2 separate regions of the Homo sapiens genome follow, and region 2 is linked to region 1. Evidence: chromatin contacts called from ENCODE Hi-C or POLR2A ChIA-PET data. All regions are on one chromosome and are shown on one strand. Each heading gives the region's core, a stretch centred on a gene start or an enhancer-like site at or near the end of the contact. The rest is flanking DNA. Distances are from core to core; before and after follow the strand shown.

The links. Hi-C counts contacts between places; a loop is a spot of excess contacts on that map. ChIA-PET counts read pairs that join two places held with the same protein, here RNA polymerase II (POLR2A).
Region 2: a loop to region 1 is called in a map of gastrocnemius medialis, with 10 times the contacts of the local background. The contact joins the enhancer-like site here to the promoter of DERA in region 1. A Hi-C loop is called at or near these places in 1 of 168 maps with a recorded cell type or tissue (gastrocnemius medialis). POLR2A ChIA-PET finds 5 or more read pairs at or near these places in 1 of 52 experiments (activated B cell).

Annotation. Positions count from the first base shown.
Region 1 is chr12:15,910,073-15,912,772 of GRCh38, reverse strand. DERA (deoxyribose-phosphate aldolase) reads right to left here and starts at 1,441. Exons shown (of 9, transcript NM_015954.4): 1 at 1,359-1,441. The coding sequence starts at 1,389. RefSeq lists enhancers at 263-1,006, 1,007-1,751 and silencers at 1,154-1,503, 1,524-1,583.
Region 2 is chr12:14,553,234-14,555,933 of GRCh38, reverse strand. PLBD1 (phospholipase B domain containing 1) reads left to right here. Exons shown (of 11, transcript NM_024829.6): 2 at 2,522-2,700. It also overlaps the pseudogene RN7SKP134. Among named protein-coding and RNA genes, the nearest start is that of PLBD1-AS1, 13 kb to the left of the region's middle. Within about 2 kb of position 1,358, at least 22 of the 41 ENCODE cell types and tissues checked have a DNase peak (open chromatin) inside an H3K27ac peak, as active enhancers do; they include gastrocnemius medialis, where a contact is called at or near this core.

The sequences.
Region 1 (2,700 bases), core at 192-2,691:
TTTAAGGAGGGCGAAAAGGACCTACCTGTATGTGTTACATATAATTTACAGCCAATTTTCTCAAAATTAGCCCCTAAAACCATAACTCCATATACTAATACTATCTATACTGAAGACTTACTAGGTGTCCACAATATACCAAACTACTTTACATGTATCCTATTTAATCTCCTAACGGCCTTATAAGGTAACTACCACTAAAATAACCATTTTACAGATGAAGAAACTTAAGCGCAAAGTTATTAATTTGTCCGAAGTCACACAGGTAAGAAGTTAAAGATCCTGGATACACAGATATCCAAGCTATAATACTTAAACGAGACGCTTAAACCTTCTCTTGATCATGGTTTTGCTGTTTGAATTATAAATTTTTCACATGTTAAGAAATCTGAAGAAAAATTCTCTTCTGCCTTGGGATCCTGTTGATCTGTGACCTTATCCCCAACCCTGTGCTCTCTGAAACATGTGCTGTGTCCACTCAGGGTTAAATGGATTAAGGGCGGTGCAAGATGTGCTTTGTTAAACAGATGCTTGAAGGCAGCATGCTCGTTAAGAGTCATCACCACTCCCTAATCTTAAGTACCCAGGGACACAAACACTGCGGAAGGCCGCAGGGTCCTCTGCCTAGGAAAACCAGAGACCTTTGTTCACTTGTTTATCAGCTGACCTTCCCTCCACTACTGTCCTATGACCCTGCCAAATCCCCCTCTGCGAGAAACACCCAAGAATGATCAATAAAAAAAAAAAAAAAAGAAATCTGAACTAAGGTTTCTTGCCAGTATTTGAACAATATAAAAAAAGATGAAAACTGGGAAATAATACAGGTACTTTAACAAATCTTTGTAACTCTAAAATCCCATGAATCTGCAGTGTTACATTTTGAGCACAGACGGCTGACAACTTTTCCACGAGCACGGCCACTTCAAGGTTACGGTTAAAATTATCTACGGAAATACTGCATTAAATTACACAAGTATTCTATTAAAAGGAGGAGAAAGAAGGTTTTTATCTGTTTTTACCTGCTTGGGGGTTGTTTGTTTTGGGTTTTGTTTTTTGGGTTGTTGGGTTTTCCAACCAGCGAGCTAGAGTGAACGAAAAGGCAGGAAGATAATAATCTAACCCTTTCCTACTCCTTCCGCATACAAGAGTAAAAGCTTAGGTGCAAAGACAAGCGGCGCGAACGTGCCGGGTTCGGCCTTTACTTGGGGTGAGGGCTGACCAGACGCCACTGCTTCCCGCCCCAGCGAAAACCCCTCGGGGACCCACAGCCAGGGCACTGGGCGGCAGCAGGCCCCGCGCTAGTCCCGGCGGCGCTGAACGCGAGGGAGAGGGGATGGGGAGCCCCGCGGGCCCCTTACCGAGCTCGGTGCCCCGATTGTGCGCGGACATGGCGCGGGCAGCTCCGGAGCTGCCGGCTGGTAGGCGCCCGCCTCTGCGCCGCGCCCGGCCCTTCCTCCTTCCCGCCAGCTGGAGCGCTCGCCCCGCCCCTGCCCGCTCCCGGGGCGGAGTCGCGGGCCCGGGCTACGAGGTCTGTACCCTAGGAATATTGCTCCGCAAGGAAATCTCGCTGCTCCCCTCCCCCGTCTTCTCCACGAGGTACCGAACCGGAGCGCTAAGTAGCTCCCGGAAATAATGCTACCAACACCCTTTAAAAAATACTGAAGTTGCCAATTGCACGTAATAAAAATATTCCTAGAAACTTTTAACTGTAAGATTATATAACAAGAAGGAAGAAGATCCAAGTGCAGAGCTCTGCAACTTAAGGTCTGAAATGTCAGCAGGGATCCCATATCCTTGTTAGGGAAACCAAGGTGCAATCAAGGGCCCCGGGGCACACTGACTTTTCTAATCTACACATCATGAAAAGAAGCAGCTATGTGGCCTGAAGAAGGCAAGGGCTTAGGAGTCAGAAGACCTGGTTTCTTAGCCAAGCTCGGGCAATAATTAAATGTGTGACCCTGGGCAAATTAACTGCTTTTCCGAGCTTCATTTTTCTCATCTGTAAAAGAAGACCTTGACAATTTCTTGGTTCTTCAAAATACTATGATTCTATAAAGGTAAAATGCTTCAGCCTGATTTCTCTGTGACCAAGAGGTTAAAATCGTCGAGTCACTCCACAATCTCAATATAGTTAACTTATCTGTACTCACGTTTAGAGGCACCTCTGCTATGAAAACAGTACAGTTAGTTATGATTTGTCTACCATGAGCCAGTTATTGTGCTAGGTGCTTTCATACATCATATATAGATGTATGATAGCATTTGAGTCTCTGAACAATCCTGCCAATAATGTATTTTATCTCCATTGCTGTAACTTTAGACATCAAAGTTCTGAATAGAAAGGCATCCTGGTATAGGGGAAATACAGTGAGCTCAAAATGAGCTGAACCCATTAATATACCAGCTCTTCCATTTAATAAATGTAACTTGGCAGTTCTGGAAATAATAGTCTGTCTACTTACCTGTAAAGTGGAGATGATCAAAATATGTTCACCTTGCAAAGCTGTTGAATGTATGCAAGGCACCTAGTACATAACATGGCATACAGTAGATACTTAAAAAATGGAAGCTGTTAATGTTATTGTCAAGTTCACACAGTAATTACTGAGCTGTTTTAAATAGGAATAGTAATATTTGTATACTCCTCTACATTGAGCTTTCAGCCTTGTCCACACACAGCCACTGTTGAATGTTTCGGAT
Region 2 (2,700 bases), core at 109-2,608, 1.4 Mb after region 1:
GTCTCTGGCCTCAGGGAGCTTCTAGTCTAGGAGCAGGGGCAAGCATGTAAGTTACAGTACAGTGTGACAAGGCATAAAGATGGTGTGCTTACAAGCATTGAGTTTGTAGAGGAAGTCATTCCCTGCAACAGAGGTGCTGCTTCCTGGGTCCTAAATAGCAATTTTGAGATTGCTAGGTGGCTAACCAGAGGGAAAACATCAGGCAGAAAAAATAGCATCTGCAAAGTCAAAGGTGTTGACCTAGTTACTGGCAGGTTGGAGAGCTGTATGTGATGGTCTCTGGATCATCGAATGTGCGTGTGGGTGATGAGGAAGCTGGATAGGTAGATGGAAACCAGGTCACGAAGGCCAAGTGGGAAGCAAAACTTTTTGTTTTGTTTTGTTTTTTTGTTTTTGAGACAGAGTTTCGCACTTTTTTGCCCAGGCTGGAGTGCAATGGCACAATCTAGGTTCACAGCAACCTCTGCCTCCCGGGTTCAAGCAATTCTCCTGCCTCAGCCTCCCGTGTAGCTGGGATTACAGGCGCACACCACCATGCCTGGCTCATTTTGTACTTTTAGTAGAGACGAGGTTTCTCCATGTTGGCCAGGCTGGTCGCGAACCCCTGACCTCAGGTGATCCGTCCTCCTTGGTCTCCCAAAGTGCTGGGATTACAGGTGTGAGCCACTGCTCCCAGCAGCAGAACTTTTAAGAAATAGAAACTATTGAACATTCTTAGCCGGCAAGCTAACAAAATCAGTTCACATTTTAGAAGTGCTACTCTGGTAGAGAACGAAGAATGGATTAAAGGTCAGAGAAACCTTGAAAAAGTCCTCTTCTATACTTAAACGGCTAGTTGTGTTACCTAAAGTAGCATAAAAATATAGGGATAAAGAGGTAGAGATTGGTGGGAGAGATATTTAGAAGGCTTTGATTAAACATAAGTTATGAGACAGAGAAAGGAAGCCAGGATGGATTCAAATTTCAGGCTGGGAGATCACTGAGAGAGAAAACACCACGATGGAGGATATTTCGAATCTCTAGTGCGATGGAATCATCCAGATTGTGTTATTAAGTGTGCTGTGGGGTATTGAAGATAAAGAGGAACCTGTGGGGAGAATGAGGAAAAAGGCAGGCACAGGAGGAGACTGGGGAGGGTGTAGTGTCCCAAAGGCCGTGGAAGGAAAAAGTTTTAAGAGTAAGTGGTCATGAGTCCAATGCATTCAGAAGTTCATATGACATTAGGACTCAAGGATTTTGTTAGTGACCCAGGCAGAAGACGCATTGGTATCCTGGAGGTGGAGAGCAGACTGCAGCCGGCTGGAGCAAGGGACAGGAGGAGGAAGTGCAGGGTGTGAGTGCATTCCTCTTTCCAGAAGGCGAGGCCTGGAACTGTGCCAGTCATGTTCACAGCTCTGTCACCAGCACTCAAAACAGTCCCTGATTCAGTGTGGACACTTTAAACTTTGTAATGATTTCATGAAGGGAGTGAGAGATTCTAGCAATAGCTCTGTTGGGTCACAGGATCCAGATGGCTTCTGTAGTTGGTTTATTTTTAGCTATGAGACAATGGAGCATGTTAACTATGCCAAAGGGGGAGAAGCTACTGCCGAGAGAGGGAGCTTTAGGGCACAGAAGCGAGAGGATACAAGATAGAACAGAGTTCCTAAAGGTGGTAGAGTGAGATCCAGAGCATGGGTCAAAGAATGGAGGTGAACCAGAATGGAGAGATGGGCGTGATGAGTGCAGGGATTGTGTAGGGACGGACCCACAAAATTATCAACACCATACGGAGTCACAGGTGATAGCTTCTAGTTTTTCTGCAAAGAATCTAATGTCATATGACATTAGATGAATTAAGCAGGAGACAAGGGATAAGGAGCCTGAGAAAGGTGATGTTTTGTTCCACCTGTTAAGGGGAATGGAAGAAGTTGCTGACTAGGGACAAGAGCCCTATTCTTGTCTGAATTAAGAAGTAGGCGTTGGAAGTGAGGGCAATCTGGCTGCGACATCTGTCACCCCATTGACCACCAGGGTTGATTTGGCTGATCTGGCTGGCTAGGCGGGTGTCCCCTTCCTCCCTCACTGCTCCATGTGCGTCCCTCCTGAAGCTGAGCGCTCAGTCAAAGAGGACGATCATCCCTGATAGAGGAGGATCGGTCTTCAGTCAAGGGTATACAACTAGCTGAGCCATCCTGCGAGAACCTCCAAACAAGCTCTCAATAAGTAGGCGTAAGGTCCAGCTCCAGCCCTGCCCAGATTCCCACCCTCTAAGGATGAAACACTCAGGCTCACCTCTATGATGCTGTAGCTACACCCCCACCTTTGACCTTGCTCTTTGTGTTTTGGGCTTATCCCCCTTGATTGGGATTCCAGTTTTTCCCCACTTGGAATTAAGGGCAAACTGTAACGGCAGATTTCCCAATTCTAATAGAATGGAAATCTTTAAAAGCAAACGTCTTGAAATTGTTGGATACATAGGAAAAAAATGCATCACAACTCATTTGAATGGCGTTTTTGTCATTATTCCCTTTTCTTCTAGGAGTCTACTATGCAACTGCATACTGGATGCCTGCTGAAAAGACAGTACAAGTCAAAAATGTAATGGACAAGAATGGGGACGCCTATGGCTTTTACAATAACTCTGTGAAAACCACAGGCTGGGGCATCCTGGAGATCAGAGCTGGCTATGGCTCTCAAACCCTGAGCAATGAGATCATC